Linked DNA regions of Mus musculus: region 2 is linked to region 1. Evidence: chromatin loops called from intact Hi-C (ENCODE). Cell type or tissue: gastrocnemius. All regions are shown on one strand. Links, peaks and the distances in the headings refer to the core of each region. The heading gives the core; the rest is flanking DNA. Region 1 overlaps Lrrc27 (leucine rich repeat containing 27). Region 2 overlaps Gm33031 (a long non-coding RNA gene).

Region 1 (8,522 bases), core at 436-8,435:
CAGTAGCTGGCAGATTACACACTAAGATGACCATGAAACAGAGAGAGTGAGAGAGAGAGAGAGAGAGAGAGAGAGAGAGAGAGAGAGAGAGCGAGCGCTCACTGGGAATGGTAAAGCTTTTGAAACCTCAAAGCCCAGCACCAGGCAATACCTCCTCCAACAAGACAGGCAACATTTCCTAGTCTTTCCCAAAGGCTTTTACCGACTGTGGACCATGTATTAAATTATATGAGCCCCTGACAGTCATTCTCATTCAAACTCCCATAGCTGGGTACCTATGTACCAGTGACAAGCTGCTCAGAGAAAGATTCAATGGTTGCTTTGTGGTATCCATGTTCCTAATACAAATCTCTCACTAAACCCTAGGGAGTGAAATCAGATGGAGCTACAACGGATACGAACCACTAGCCCAAGGTATCAGGTCAGGGAAGACACAATGAGACACAAGGGCCCAGCCGGAGCACACCAGACAGCATGAATACTAGCTGACAAGAGGATCCCACTGTGGAGAAGGCAGTAATGGGCGGTCTTCCTTTGGGTCTCCGTATTGCAGCACTAAGGCATGTCTATTCTGAGTGCTGCTCTGAGACCTGGGAAAATATCAACATCAAAGGAAGAGAGGAGGGATGTATGGAACTCTGCATTGATTCTGGAACTTTACTATAGATTCTAAAATTAGTTTTGTTTTTGAAGTGTGCACACTGACCTCATCAGCAGGCCAGCAGAGTGGTTAGAGCAGACTACACGAAGCCTTGGGACCTCCCTCAGCTACTGACTTAACCAATGGCTTGCTAGACATGGGAAGCCGGTTTTGTTTTGTTTTTGTTTTTGTTTTTTTTTTGTTTTTTTTTGTTTTTTTTGACACAGGGGTTCTCTGTTGTAGCCTTGGTTGTCCCGGAATTCACTCTGTAGACCAACCTGACCTTGAACTCACAAAGATCCACCTGCCTCTGCTCCCAAATGCAGGGGTTAGAAGGCCTGCACTGTTGCCTGTCTAGACCCAGGCGCAGAGGATGCTGGGTACATTCTGGAGGAGCAGCCAGTTCCCTGGTGCCGATTGCCCCCTGTGCCCCTCGGGACCAGGATCTGCAAGGGGTGCTGCACAGACACCCTGTGAGACACAGCCTCACAGGGACCCTGGGGTCGGGGGATAATTTGCAAGGCCACTGTTCTTTAGGTCCCAAAGTGGCTGGCACGTGGGTGCAGACTTTAGAGGACGACACCCACAGACACATCTCAGCTTAGTGGTTTGCTCTCCCCCCCACCGAGTCCTTCAGATGGAACCAGTAGTCAGCGAGCAGAGGGCAGCTTCAAAGGCCAGGGCAGCTGCAGTGCTCACAGGATGGGGCTGTATGAGGCACCACTGCCTTAGAGGAATAGCCTGGACGTTGTGTGTGTGAGCCGCGCCCTGCTCACACGTGGGACCGGAGCCACCTCGTCTGCCACGTACCATGTTACTATGTGGAGGTTGGAGTTTACTGAGTTCCCTCCTGGTCCTCATGTGCTGGGTCTGCTCTCGCCACTCCTGCAGAGCTCTCTTGTCTCTGGAGAAGAAGCACGGTCACGTTAAAGTCACAAGCTACAAGATACTTCAAGTAGAGCTGGCAAGGTCTGTCATTTCAGCTTCACTAAGCCTTCTTCTATCTCTCCGTCTGTTCATAGTGAGAAACTGGTAGCCTTTCCCTCCCCTCCCCCTCCTTCAGCTGGGCTTCTTCCAAAACACTTTGAGCAGAGACTGGGGTAGGCAGATCCCAACTGAAAGCCCCTGGATGTAGGCTGCCCTTCATGCTACAGGCTGATACCTTGCTATGGCGGCTGAGCTCCCCAAGTCCCATTGCCAAGGGGAGAATGAGCTAGGCCATGGCACTGGGTCACAGGCTGCAGACCCTGCTGGGGGTCACAGCAGCTTCTCGGATACTTGATGACACACATCTTCCATCTCACTGGACTCCCTGGGGGCCAAGTGAGCTTCTAGGGATACAGAATGTTCACTGTGTCCAGAGTGGTATGGATGGAATGAAGCCTTGTTACATTGAAGCCACCTCTGCTGCCTGCCCCAAGTACACCTTCCTCTGAGAATCCTCTCCAGCCACTGGCTCCATGGCTGGCACTCCAGATCCTGTTCCAGATCAGCCTCTTCTTGCCCTCTTCAGAGAGAGACACGTGGGTACCAGCTCATGCATTCCCTGCCTTGGCCTGGGTCTCCCCATCTCTCTTTTCCATCCTGAGCTCCACCTCCTGTGTGGAGCCTTAGAACTTCCAGGGTCCCGTGGGTTCCAACATGAGTATAGAGCTGGGTTCTCCTCTATGCCTCCTCCCAGGTGTCCTGCCGCCACTGGCCTAGATGGTCCAAGTCTCTAGCCCCCAGAGCTTAGACGGACACCAAATCTTCCGCTTAGCCCCTGGACAAGGGACTCCCATTTCATTAGCTATTTCTCCATCACAAGGTACACCCCTCAGGAAGCTCCTAATTGGGAAAGTGAGGGTGCCTGCCCCCGCCCCCCGGTGAGCTGCTCAGCAAGGGGGCATAAAACAGAGGTAGTAGGACAATGGAGAGAAGTCACCGGTTCTTTGTATACACCGCATGCTCTCAGCAAAGGTGGACAACCCACTGTGGAAGAGGAAACTGACTTCAGGGTGTCTGCTATGCTGCCAGCCATAGGCTACCATGAATGCTACTTGTGGGCAGTGTGTCCCCGGTTAGATCCCAGACAAACAGAGGCAGACTTCCTGATTGTGGCCTCAAGAGGTTTATTTATAGCCAGGCTTCAGGGGGGAGGAGTGGGAGGTTTCAGGGACATGTGCCTGATGTGGCCAGGATCCCTGATCCTGACAGGACAGGGGAGGGACAGTAAGAAAAACTATAACTAAAAGGGAAAGAAGAGGAAGTCAAAGGCAGCATGTGGGATATGGCTAGGAAGCTCACAGAAGCTAAGGACATAGAGAGTCCATCCTCACTTTAACCTGTGCGTACAAATCCACTGGGATCCCCCACTGGCCAAACCCAACCATGAGGTTTGGGGCCCTGTGGTTCTGTGGATGTGGTCCATACCGGCTGGCTGGAGGGTGCCCATAACAGGACACAGCTGGGTTGCCAGTAGAGCTACAGGGCAGAGGAGAATAGCTGTTGAGAACGGTGGGGCTGACAAGCTAGGCACAGAAACCCAAGGGAAGGAAGTGTGTCAGTGGTGTCAGTGTGCCACCGACAGGAGAAGCTCACAGGTGGCTGGTCACTTCTAAGAGCATTCCTTAGATATGATGGCAGGCCCTAGGGATGGGCAGAGGAGGAGAAAGGTATGTGGCCTCTGTGTGTGTGTGTGTGTGTGTGTGTGTGTGTGTGTGTGTGTGTTATGGGCAAAGAGCTCAAGGCACTTGGAAAATGCAGGCAGGCCTTGGGGAGAGGCAGGGGACAGTCAACTGCTCAAAGGATACCCACTAACTATCATGCTGTGCAAATCCCACAAGGAGTCTCTGAATGACTGGGCAAGAGCCTGGGCCTCTCAAAGAACTGTAGGCCACGAGAGATGTGCAAGCAAAGGCTTCCACACGAGGGATGCTGACCCAGCCTGGGTAGGAACTGAAGCCATCAGTCCCCTGATGAGGCTGGAGACAAAACCACACCAACATGGTTGATCATGGGGAGGTCTCCCAATCCTGATGCTATCCCAGCCCAGGCGCACCTCCTCCGTTGCTCCAGCACTGTCTCCTTCTCTTGGAGCTCCTGAAGAGCCGCCTTGTGAGTGTCTTCCATCCTGTTTGCATGAACTGTGTTTTGGTACCCTGAAGGGAGGTTGGGCAAGATGCCTTTGAAGGAGGTGGACCTCTTCCTAAAAATCACAAAATGTTAATAGCTGAAAATGTAACTATATGACGGTAAGCATACTTGCTGGAGAGACAGAGATGAACACATGCAGATGTAAAAGAAGGTTACAGTGTAACACCTTGTCTCAAAAAACCAAAACCAAGACCCCAGCCCCTGCCCTAATAAATAGCAGAAGAGCTTAAAGCAGGCCTGGTGGGTCCACTGCATATTGAAATAGTCACTGGTCCCAGCTACAGCAGTCCAGAGAAAGCCTCAGTACTGACCCATGTCAGTTGAGGACTCTGTCCTCCAGATGCCCATCAGTTACGGAGCTGAGGTCCATAGGAAAGGGCATCCTTAACCCATTCCCAGGAGGTGGCCCAGTGCCAGCAGGGGAGCCAGAGGGAGCGTGCTCACACACCGAATGTTCCAACCTCTCAAGCCACGGCAGTCTCCCGGGGCTCAGCTCTGGTGTCTATGTCGGACACAGAGACACACTTAAGCACTTTTAGAGAGTGGACCATGATTGTCAAGATAAATTGTCATTACCACTCATCACAGTGAGCATAAGGGGGAGGAGAGAGGTCCCTAAGCACCGGAGGAGGATGCTACTGCTCCCATTGCCTGTGACTCAAATTGAGAACATTTCAGTAGCCCCAGGCCACCAAGACCACAGGCCATGGTGCAGGGTGCCAGAACTTTTGGGCTGTGCTGTGTGTGTGTGTGTGCCTAAAGATTTAGATGAATGTTCAAACCCAGGAAGTGCAGAGGCGGTTCCGTGGGTGAAATGTCTGCTGCACAGGTGTGAAGACCTGAGTCTGTCCCCCAGGCACGCGTGTAGAAAGCAACAGCAGGGGCATGCACCTGCCACCCCAGCACTGTGGGGAGGGGGCAAAGACAGACAGATCCTAGGGGCTTGTTGACCAGACAGACTAACAGAAATAGCAATGTGCAGTGAGAGAGGCTGACTCAAAGATCAAGGTGCAGAATAAGACATATGAAGCCATCTCTAGCCTCCAGATGTGCACACAGAGGCAAATATACCCATACATGTGCATATAAACTCCTTCACAATAACATTTACAATGTCCAGAATCACAGCATAGTTAAAGAGCTAGCTGCTCTCCACGAAGCATAGTTAAAGAGCAGTCATGCTCAGACTCCACAGCTTCTGTAGATATGTCCAGATCGAGTCTTAAGCCACTGGTTACTGTCAGTTCTAAGAGTCTGTCACCCTCAGGAGCCCATTAATGTTCCCCGAGATACAATGACATATCTCTGGAGGATGTGTGAGCTGGTCTGAACACGTTCTCATCCTCTCTACACACAGCACCACACAGTTCCCATACACATCAGCTGCATGAATGGGCGTCACACACCGCCCATGAGCTGCGTGTCCTATTCTGCCAAGTGTGTTCAGTGACACTGGTCTGTCTGCTCTGCTCCTATACTATGGCTTGGTCCGATATACCCTAAACAATGGATTTAGAACAGACAAGCACATTAGGATGCTGTGCTTCAGAGAGTCATGAAATAACTTTACAGCTCCGTGGGTCAGGCAGTCTGCCTCAGCAGAGCCTTACCTGACTGCGGGCCATGGCTTCCTGTGCTTTTTCTCCTTGACGTTTAGCGCTGCCTTGAGATTTGGCGGCAGCTCAACAGCCAAGAGCTTCTTCTCTTGAATCTCCACCTGCTCATTCTCCACAATCTCCTGCCTCAGCTTCCAGAAGCGTCTGATCTCCTCCTTACTGGGCCATATCTCGGAGGCGGCGTTGGATTTGCGGAGCTCACTCAGGTCTAGCCTTTCCATAGGTGGGAAGAAGTCAGCCTTCTCCTTCTCCTGGTCTGGGTCATTAAGGCTGTTCTCACTAGGTGAGCCTTTACGGGGCAGAGGGAGCACGGGATACTGAAGGTCATTGCTGCCCATCTTAGGTGCTGAGACTTCTGGTGGAATAAAAAGACATTTCAGTGTTTGTGGAGTCAATCTTCACTATCAACTTGTCTGGATTTAGAATTACCTCAGAGATACATCTCTGGGTCTGTGAGGGTGTTTTCAGATAGGCTTAACTGAGGAGGGAAGACCCACCCTCAATGTGGGTGGCACCATGTTATGAGCTGGGGGCCCAGATAGCTGAGCACCAGAGTTCATCTCTTTCTGCCTCCCAGCTGCAGACACATTGTAACCAGCTGTTTCAAGTGCCTGCTGCCATGACTTCCCCAGAGGGACTATCTCTCCTCAAATCCTGAGCCAGCATGAGCCTTTCTTCTATAAGTTACCAAAATAGGGTGTTTTGTCACTCCAACACGAGACTCTACCTACAGCAGTGGCCAGTAAATCAATGCCACTCTAAGGATCAGCTAGTGGCCAGGTCCAAGGCCTTTGTTTCTTTGCTCAGATGTCTGGGAAGTGAGAGTCCACTCAGGTCTGGACTTGCTGGATCCCACAGGCTGCCACAGACCCACAGCAGCTACTTCGTGGGGGATGGACACACTCTGTCAAAGGCCCTGAGCTTCTTGCACCTCCTCCACCTACTGCATCTTTTGGTCCATGTGCAGGAGGCATCCTCGCCGCCATTATGGGCATTTCTGCTCCCCTCCCCCAAGATATCTTAAATCTTTATTTCAATTAAAAGCTAGCCCATGTGCTTGTTGTTCTTTGGCGATGCTTTGCTGACTTTTAGCTCTGAGGAAAAACAAGTCCAAAGACTGCCAAGGTAGTGTAGCACCAGCCCAGAGGGGACACAGGCTGCAGACTTGCCCTCAGGCACCATGAGCCAGGATGCGCAGGACTGGACAGGAGCTAAGCAGAGTGAGCTCTACCGTCTAGCATCTTCTGGTCTTAGGTGGCAAACACCTTGGCCACTCTTTGACTATTGATCCTCTCCTTGCACTTACATAAAACATGTCAGAACAGGAGTGACTTCCAGTCCCAAACCTTACCCCAGAGCCAGAGTGTCACACTGACTTCTGTCATCTGTCAAGTCATGCGGACCTGAACCCCCACAGCTGTCCCGGTGACACTTCTTGCACCATTTCCTGGCGCCAGACCCAGTGTCTTCCTGTAAGTGTGGTGTATTCAACTTCCTGTGCCGTTAGTCTCCTCCGGCCTCGAGGAGAGCTTTTCCTTTTTCTCTTTCGTGTATTTTCACTTCTGAATGAACAGAATGCTTTTTCACTGGGGTCTGACATGCATGCCCTCAAGGATTCTGCACCATTTGCCCCAGGTGTTGCCTCAGACCTGCTCCAGAGCCCCTAGTACAGTAGCTGCTGCTTCCAGACTCTCACCCCTGTCTCTCTGGATTCTGGTTGCTCCTGCCCCCTGCCCCCTGCCCCCTGCCCCCTGCTCCTGCCAGGCATGCGGTGCCTTCTATTCTGCCTTTCCTCTCTTATCCTGTCCTTGTCAAGCTGTCCTTTAGGAACTTAGGCTGCCATTACAACCTCTCAGAGTTCAGCTTTCCCCTAAATTATGTGCCTTCACATAGGCAGTCTAAGGCACTGGAATTAGGTGCCACCCAAGGAGGAGCCCTCAGCTAAGGTCCTGTGTAGGCACAGGAACCCTTGAGGCCTGGACTGCACACAAGAGTCCCAGGGCCTTGCTAAGGCACAGCTTCTCACCTTCCCTGCTGCCACTCCCTCTAATGTTTCTGGGTCACCTCTGAATCCACCCACAGGCCCTGGGATCCCTGACTCAGAGCTAGGGCCTGACACCAGCTAAGGCCCTTTATGAACGTGATTGCTTCAAAACACTTCAAGACACTCATGGTGGATGACCAAGGCAAAGACTGGTGCACCATTCCCTTCCCCTTCCTTCTCTCTGACTGCTCAATATGTTGACAGCATGGGGCAGTGCATGTATCTCCCACAAGGGTACAACCTGCTTATTAAGCCAGCTCTTAGTATCTAGGCAGGGACAGGGTATGTTTCATGGAGCTTTTTAAAATGCTGTCTGGAGGAGCACAAGGCCCTCTCAGAGCAGCTGCTTGCTTGGCTTGGAGGTAAAGACTGCTCCACTTGCCTTATCCCATGGACTCTTACCTCGCCTACCCAAACAGGCGTGTACTGCTCAGAGTGGATCTGAGCCAGGGCAAGGCATGGTGTTTGGGCCAGTGTATGGGCTAGTCTTTGCCATGCGAGCCCTACAGAAGCTGGGGAAGCCACACACACTCCTAGGTCTCATCTAGTGACAGAAAATTCTCTACAAACCTGGAAGCAACTCATCTCCAGGGAAGGCCTTCTCCACTGAGCAGATGCGTAGGAAGGTGAGGATGGCTACCAAGCCTTTCTGCACAATCAGGCGAGGAGGAAATTCCAGAGGGCAGTGTCTCAGGTTCAGTGCTGTCAGTGTAGTGACCTGCCCTGGAGTGGAGGGGAAATTTCAGTCCTCTGCCCACTTCTTGGAGAGGGACTCAGGAGGGAGAGGAAGGCAGGTGGAGTCAGGGAACTCCTGAGTTCAACGTTATCTTCAGCGATATGGGGAGTTCCTGAGCCAGCTTGGGCTACAAAAGACTGGCTCAGAAGAAGGAAGAGGATGAAGAAGAGGATGAGAAAAAGATGGGGAAATGGGTAATGAGAATTGACAGTTGTTTATTCTTCTGTTTCTGTGGATACAGGGGCTCACTCTACTATTGCCCAGACTGGCCTAGAATTCACTGTGTAACCAAGGCTCTTCTCAGACTCACAGCAAACCTCCTGTCTCAGGTCCCAAGTGCTGGGATTACAA
Region 2 (8,522 bases), core at 394-8,393, 360 kb before region 1:
AAGCCTGCTGCAGCTGCCGGCAAGTCTGACCCAGCAGAAGGTTGCACAGGGCAGGTGGGTCTATGTGGGCATTTTTAAGAGCTTCAGTTTAAGACTTTTCCTGCACAGCTCAATCCCTGAATGTCCTGCCCATTTCGGTGAGCTTGGAGATCCCAGACCCTAAATCTTAATGATGGGCAGTGTGCGGAGAGACAGCTTAACCCTAGCACCTGAGTGTTCCTCTTCCGCTATCTTTCTAGCATTTCTGGGAAGCTGGGTACTCAGTGTGCTTGCTGTGGCAGGGACAGAGCAGAGGGCCTCAGGGTTCCTGGGCTGCAATCTTGCTCTGAGGATTGTAGAAACAACGGGACGCAGAAGATTCCTCAGTATAGGGCCCCTCGGGCTCAAAGAGTGCATATCCACACTTCCTAATATGTCTGACAACAACGGTGGCCATTCCACCAAGTTCCCTGCAGAGGTATGCCCCTTCCTACAGGCTGAAATGGAACTTAATGGCTGGAGCTTGGCAGCCACTTCGTGCAATGAGATAGAACTTACATGTGGAGGATGATGGAGTCGCAGCGAGGAACCTGGGTAGCTGAGGTTCCTCAGTAAGGCTGGTAGGAGGATAGTACTCTACCTCATTGCATCACTAACTAGAACCCTGAAGACAGCCCAGGTCCAAAAGCGGGGCTTTGCCTTCCTTTCTGTGTTTGTCCAGCTCCAAAGTCACTTGAGAATGGGCTATGTATCTGGCTTCAGCCAAGGATTCTACCCAGAGGAGAACAGAGAGAAGTGGATGGGGTGTGCCGGACTTAGCTGGGCTATGGAGAAGGCCCAAGCCAGAGAAGTCCGGGTCTCTGCTCCGTTGTTCTGGTGTTCTGCTCTAGCAGCTGTTCAACTCCCTGCCTCCCCACACTCCCCAGCATGGAAAACGGGGAGAGATGCTGAGCATGACAGCAGACAGGAAGAAATGTCCTCAAGTCCTGAGGTGTCCAGACAGAAGCCACCAGGAACCCCAGAGCGCCCCCTATCCCACGTCTAGGCCCTTTGCCTTCAGGGGACAACTAGGATCCTTCCCCCTTTTTTTGTCCCCAGGCCTGGTGGTTCTTGGCTGCTGAATGAGTCAAGGAGATCCTGTCCCACAATTCCCTGTATCACCAAGAAGGGCTGAGGCTGGGCAGCAAGGTACCTCCCACAACACAGGGAATAAATAGTCACTAGATTCACACAATGGGACCCGAGTGGACCCTCGGAGCCTGTTTTCTGTTGGGGTGGCCAAGGTGGAGGGCGAGGCTGACTCTCCAAGCGTTCGGCTTTGAAAATTATCCTAGTTTGCTTTCTGTTGCTGTTACAAATGTCATGACCAAAAGCAACTTGAGGAAGAAACGAGTTTACTTCATCTTACATCTCTCAAGTCACACTCCATCACCGAGAGGAGTCAGGGCAGGAACTCAGGGAGGGAATCTGAAGGAAGAAACTAGGCAGAGGCCATGGAGGAAGACTATTTGCTGGCTTGCTCTTCATGGCTTGCTCAGCCTGCTTTCCTATACATGCTGGTACTACCCACAGTAGGCTGGGCCCACCTACATCAGTCATTAATCAAGAAAATGTTCTATAGGCATGCCCATAGGCCAATCTGGTGGAGGCATTTCTCAATCAAGGTTCTGTCTTCCTTAGCTTATGCCAAAGTGACAACAAAGCAAATCAACAACAACAACAACAGTAAAAACAACAACAATAACAACAGCAACAGCAGCAGCAACAACAACAGGAAAACCTAATGAGCATAGCCAGGTGGCAGTGACATACCACACGCCTTTAATCCCAGCATGTAGGAGACAGAGGCAGTTGGATCTCTGAGGTCAAGGCCAGCCAGCCAGCCATCCTGGTCTACAGACTTCCAGGACAGCCAGGTCTAGTCAGAGAAACTCTGCCTTGAAAACAAACAAACAAACAAGCAACAACAACAACAAACCCAAGGAATTAAAAACTCATGAGCACATAAGGTCTTTACTGAAAGTTTAGAAAATGGTCCAGATGGACAAGGCAGGGATGAAAGACCCTGTGTGCATTCTGTCAACTCTGTGTGTTTGCACTAAGAGACAGTGGGGGAACTTGAGCATTGGAAGGAGTCTGAACTGGAGAGGCAGCAGAAGGTCTGTGTGCTGGCTTTCAGTGTTCAACCTTTGGCTCGAAGACCCTGCAAATTTGCCTCCAAATCAGAAGCACTTTGTTGGCAACCATACTCACCCCCTAGGGTAGAAACCACCCAGTGTTGGGAATTGTTTCTATCTCTCCTATAGAGCAAAGGGAAGAATCATGCCAGACACAGAGAGGAAGCAAGAGATTGTTCATCATGGGCAGTGTCAGGAACCCATCCCAATGGCCAGGGAGACCACACAAAGGAAAGGTCTTTGATGAGTAAAAGGGGTGGTGGAAAGCAGGGGTCAAGGCCAGCGCTGGGGAACACAGGAGTGTGTAGGTTGAGTGTATTGGTTACTGCTTTATTAAAGCTGTGCTAGAACACCATGATCAAGACAACTCGTAAAGAAGGGTTCATTTGGCGTATGGTCCCAGAGGGATGAGAAGCTGTCGCGGTGTGGAAGCATGGAAGCAGGCAGCAATCATGAGGCAGAAGCTGAGAGCTCACATCTTGAACCACAAGCAGAAAGCAAAGATGATAGATACACAGGGAATGCCACAACGTTTTGAAACCTCAAAGCCCCCTCCCAGTGACAGATCTACTCCTCCAGCAAGACCACACCTCCTGAACTTTTCAAACAGTAGCAATGAGGACTAGGTGTTCAAATGCCGAAGACTAAGACGGCTTCTCATTCGTTCAAACTACTACACTGGGCATCTGTAAGATGGCCCATGGAGAATTTAGTGTTGATATGTAAAGACACTGACCTGTCTCACACTTCAGGCCAGTGTTTACAGCACTGCAGACCAATCTGTCCGCCTGCCCCTCTTGCCGCTGACGCCCCTTCCCCAGAGTCCTTTCGTTAGCATTCGATCCAGGCAGGGCTAGGCCCATCCTTCTGTTTTGCTTTTTGCTTGCCTTTGTTTCAAGTGGGTGTGGTTTGGTTTTGTCATCCCAGAGGTCAAATCTAATTTACACATGATAAGATAAAGGGTCCTACCAATGGGCTACATACCCAGCCCTTAATTTCTTGATAGAGGTTCTGCAATGTAGTTCAAGCTAGCTTGAAATTCTCAGTCCTTCTGCCTCTACCTCTTGCATGCAACAATTGTAAGCTACCATCTTGACCCCACAACTACTTGTACTACCATGATGATCCCACAGTTTGGGTTTTAATCATTGTGGCCTCTTAATTTGCTTTAAGATCTGGTTGCTAGACCCTGTTGTTATCTTGTATGTAATTTGAGCATTTGTTTCCATCTTAGACACTGGGAACATTCCTCTCCATTTCCCAGTTGTATTAGATCTCATTTGTGTGTACCCTAAGTACTCGAGGACTTTACCAACATCTACAGGTTTTGTTATTGTTTTGTTTGTTTTCTGCCTACACAGCCTACAAAAGAGAAAACTGGTCTCTGATGCAGAAGTTTGTCTCTCTGAGCTATGGGGACTGACAGCATGCTACTCAACGAAGCATTAAAGTAGGGTGGTGACCGGCCTGCTCTGGGGCTACTGCGGAGGGGGATGAAGTGGCGGGCGGATGTAGTTTAACTCTTACTCACACAAATGCAGCTAAGGGCAGGAATAGTACTAGAGCAGGGACTTCTGCCTCTCCTCCTGAGGGGAAATCTCTTATCCAGCAAGCTGACCAGTCTCCTGTGGTCTTTCTCATACATGAAGTTTCAGGACCACACTGACATCTGTGTGGATAGTATCAGTGCAGAGAGCCAGGCACCAGCCAGTGTCAATGACTGCCGAGAGGTCCAGCATGCAGGGAAGCTAGGGAGGAAAACTGCTGCCCTAGCACCCAGCTTCCTAAAAAAAAAAAAAAAGTGTCAAAGCTTCCTAACTTAAGGGAGCTCAGTTCCTTACTCTTCTGTGTATTTCCTGTGTGAAGAGAGAAGGGTTGGTCACATTGTCCGGCTAGCTTTTCACTGCCACCTGGAGGCCACATGTGGAATGGCTTCTGGCCTCACTACTGTGGTGGGTCAGGCTGAGGCTGTGCTGTGAAACCTGGACCTCAGCAAGAGATGCTGATGATGATAGGCTCAAAGCCTGTGGGAAGTTTGGACAGGCCTGGCCAGAGAAGCAATGTAACCAGAGGTGCTGCCAGCCACCGGGTCAGTACAACAGGCTTAAACACTGGGTCCCCAAGATCAAACTGCCTCCTTCTGGGAGCTCTGGCAGGGCCTGGCTACCACCTTCCTCCAAGGTCAGTGGTTGTTGCGTGCAGAAGCCTCACCACCTAACTGGAAAGTATAGACAGAGTCAGCTGACACCAGCTAGTGGCCATCAGACCTGGGCACTGTGAACAGCTAAAACAGCCTCAAAACTTCCCCTTAGGGCAGCTGCTCTGGAAAGACCCAGTGTCCCAACATTCCCCATCACATAGCCTCTTGATTCTGCCCACTGACTGCTGTGTTGTCTATAAAGTAATCTACTTGGTTAGTGGCCTCTGGACCTAGTTTTGATTTGCAATCAGAGGTTTCAGTGGGGCTCAAGTCAAGGGGCCAAGCCTGGCTGGCTCAAACCCATCCTGATGGATCCTTTTTACCCAGACTGTTCATCTCAGTACCATCTTCCACACCCCACCACCTCCTGGCATCTCCCTTTCCCTGGAATCCAGAGGAGAACTTTGGATATCTGCTGCTGTTTGGTCGAATGTACATATGGTTCCTCCATTTGAGGCTCATAGGACATTGCCCAGAAGAGCTTCTTCCAAGCCATCCCTCCCCCTCATGGCTATAAGCAATGCTGGCTGGCAGCTCAGGGGCCTTTGAGAAAGGTCTCAGGGCTCTCCTAGAGAGGCATAGTACAGGGCTCCCAGAGTGAGCACCAAATATGGGACTCCTAGGGTGAGTCCTATAGTGCTCCTGGGGTGAGTCCCATGGTGCTCCTGAGGTGAGTCCCATGGTGGCCCTGTACAGTTCACCCCTCCCCCCTCATAACTCACTCTCCTCCTTCTGATTATGCTCTTACTCACAGGTCAGGAATATTCTGTGTGTTCCTCATTTCATGTGTGTATTTCCTTATCTACACACACACACACAGACACACACACACACACACACACACACACACGAGCGCACGAGCGTTCAAGCACATGGAGAAATCTACGGCTCCAGCAATTGGGTCTGTCTGAACCTCACCTCACTCAAATCAGTCTTTGAGCTTAAACAAACGCAGCGCTTCCAGGAACACTCAGACAGGGCCTGATCCGTCACGTCTTGCACTCATTTCTGAAGACCTGGCAGGACTCTTATTATTTCTTATTAATAGAAGTGATGAACGTTACCAACAGAAAGCCCCGTGCTGAGCAGCCAAGGCAGCTCAGGGCTGTCAGCTGTCCTGTGATGGTGGGCAATTGGTGGTAGCCTCTGAATATGAACAAGTGTGTTCACTTTGGGTTAACTGGGGTGCCTTCCTTAAGAATAAGGTGTGGTCTGCTCTAGTCATTGTCACGAGTTCACACAGTGTCCCTGGAAAGAGACTCCACCATCTTTACCAGCTGACCAGAGCACCCAAGGAAGGGCAGGGCAGTGACAGTTGGTGACCACAGGGTTTCTGCTTACTTCCTTGTCAATTTCCACCCTTAATGTTATGTTGCCACACTCGGAACAAATGGCACCACCCCGCCAGCATCCTTAATCACAGGATACTATCCTCTTGGTGTAATTCTAAGGTGCATGGTACTCAGCCTCCAACTCACTCCTTTGCTTAGTGCCCATCTCCCATCACAAGGAAGCACCCAGCAAGACCCCCATCCCCCATCCCTAGCCAGATAGGAAGGTGGACAAAAGCCTGGGGATGATAGAAAGAGTAATTACAAGCTAGAATCCTCAGACCAATCAGGATGATTGCCACTGGTCCTCCCCATCACAGGCATGACCAGCTGAGGCTGCAGGGAGCCCCTGGCCAGGGCTTAGCACAAGGATACCCAGGAGAGACCTCCCCAAGATGCTTAGAGTTTGCCTACCTCAGAAAGCACTGACTTTGGCAGCAACTGAACCTCTCACCAGCAGAAAGTCACCTCCACCCTCCACCAGAAAGCCCTCCAAGAGGGCACAGCTCCTGACTGAAGTACACCAAGAGCTCCTCTGGAATAGCACACACACACACACACACACACACACACACACACACACACACACACACACACACACTTGCCATTTCCCCCAGCCGGTTCAACCCCATCCCTGTATCACAGCAGTGATGGCCAGAGCATTAGCCTTAACACAAATCTTTTACCAGGCTCAGCAGTCAATTAGCTCATGTGGCACGTGGTCAGACACCCTGAAGGCCCCCAGAGAGAGCTCATTACACGCGATTGCACATCTGTGCCTGAGAGGCCCCGGGGAATTAGCTCTGCACTGTGATTTACAGCATCTTCTCTTTGTCCTTCCCTGAAGGAGACAAGATTCTTGGACACACACACTCCTCGCCACCCCGTGAAAGAGTGCACCTTGGGTGGCATGTGACTGTCTCCTAGAAAGCCTTAGCCCTCTCCACCTCCTGGCCTTTGCAGTCCCACAGCAGATCTACTTGCTTCCAGGGCAGGCCCTCTTGTGACTTAGGTAATTCTGCTCCATAGCTCCTACCTTGCTTCCCACTTGGTCTTCCAGCACATAGCAGAGGGTGGGAAGCCCAGCTGCCCAGTGTGCCTGGATAAAGCTGTGGAGGAGTTAGATATATTGCCCTCCAAATAAGAAGAACCAGGTACTTTCAACAAATCACAGCACAGGATACCCAAAGCCCAAGGAGAGAGGGCTGGCCCACAAGATGAGGTCAGGGCTCAGTTTTGTGTTATCTCACAACACATTCCTGAGCATTCAACTGCTACCTTAGCAGAGTCATTAGTCCATTGGTTCATCCAAGCTCTTTGAAGCTTGGTACCTGGTGGTGTCAGGGCTGGTCTGAGACCAAAGAATCAACTGAAGAGGGCCAAAGCCCAAACAGCAAGCATCCCAGGAGGGTTGGAAGAAGCAACCAAGATTTCCACCCTCCTACAGAAGGGCATCTGTTGGGAGAGAGTGAAGTCTTTGTCCAGGCACCTTGTAGCAGCCACAGGGACTTGAAGATTAGTGTTCCCAGTGCTGTGAGTCAACTACACAGTGTGGATGGTGAACACCCAGCATCACTCTTGAATTTCTCCTCGCAGAGCTGAAGCCGAACCTTTTGAGACTTCTGGGCCAGAACGCAGGCTCCTACGAAGCCACCTGCATCCTCACACCTGCCCTGACCATCAGCTGGGTCTGGCCAGAGTCAGCAGAAGACATCTAAAGAGTCCTGGCCAGCCTCTTTGCACACTGATAGGAACCTCCTGGTTCCTGGATGGCACCTGGGTATGTGGAGGCACACAAAGGCAGTGTGTTGGAGAGAGATACCACACATCCTTGTGAGGGCACTCCTATTCTCTGTGACTGTTGGACCATCTGGTCCCTCAGTCCTTGTTCAGGTCATGGCCTGGCACCACTCTAGCATCCTAGGCATCTTAGTGAGGTAGTCCTGAGATCTCCACAGCTTCTTCCCCATCCACCCTCTGGCAGGGAAGCTAAGTCCCAAGCAAATCGGTTACCCTCTTGGAGGTCACCCCCATGCACTGGCAACAGGCACCTGTGAATGAATCCTCTGGGGAGCAGAGAAGACCCAGACTTTTCTGTCCTCTACTCCCTATGCCAGCTCTCAGAGGCTTTTCAGCATGTTTAAGTTCAAGGACAGTTTCCTCTCCCAGGACCTCAGTGAAAACACGATAAAGAAGAACAACCCAGTCCAAGGTTGGCCCCCTGCCCCTTTCAGCCTGGATTGATCTTCATACTTAGAAAGCTACAGGAAGACAGGCTTGTGATAGAGACCAGCACCTCTCACAGCTCATGTGGCTGGAAGAATGTGCCCCAGGCCCCAGTTGCTACAGAACAGGCTCCTGGCAGCTGCTGGCAGCACTTTCTCTGGGGAAGGGGTAGTCAGTTTTGCCGAATCATGAAAGGAACGGAATGACAAAATCTTCAGTTCATTATGTTTCCCTGAAGCCGCTCCTACATCAAAGCAGAAGGCTCCTGAGGAAGAGAACTGGGGTGACCGAGGTGGGTGGAGCGAGCACAGGGTGGGACTCACAGGGCAGAAGCTGCCTGGACAAGTTCATCAAAGCCAGCTGGGTTGGGGAAAGGACAGAGAACCCCGACCTCCATAGCCAAACTCAGAGGTCTCACCCTTCCCTGACACCTGGGTCCCCCCAGCCCTTCCTGCTGCTCAGGTAGCTTCCTGACAAGAACCTGACTTCCATCCTGCCTCTGGCCCTCTTTCTCGCCCACCTCCAGCTTCCTATTGTTCCCATAGCAACACCTGTGCTGTTCCAGAGGCCCCCCTCCCTCGGAGCTTCCCTCCCTGGCTCAGTTGAATA

What was found. Hi-C counts contacts between places; a loop is a spot of excess contacts. Peaks named below come from ENCODE experiments on the same cell type or tissue, not always from the same donor. Only the 100,000 strongest peaks of a DNase experiment are listed, where the experiment ranks them.
Region 2: it touches region 1 in a loop (2.5-fold over the local background); 3 of 42 quality-filtered maps call a loop at or near these places.

What each region holds. Positions count from the first base shown.
Region 1 is chr7:139,223,225-139,231,746 of GRCm38, reverse strand. It overlaps Lrrc27 (leucine rich repeat containing 27), which reads right to left. Exons shown (of 11, transcript NM_027164.1): 5 at 8,006-8,158; 6 at 5,386-5,746; 7 at 3,681-3,827; 8 at 1,451-1,544. Among named protein-coding and RNA genes, the nearest start is that of Gm32315, 7.6 kb to the left of the region's middle. In gastrocnemius, for the core only: no CTCF peak of the experiment used is centred there; DNase peaks (open chromatin) are centred at 1,722 and 4,180; H3K27ac peaks cover 302 bases.
Region 2 is chr7:139,586,031-139,594,552 of GRCm38, reverse strand. All of the region lies in intron 1 of Gm33031 (a long non-coding RNA gene), which reads right to left. Among named protein-coding and RNA genes, the nearest start is that of Nkx6-2, 7.5 kb to the right of the region's middle. In gastrocnemius, for the core only: a CTCF peak has its summit at 4,079 (motif pointing left); a DNase peak (open chromatin) is centred at 4,097.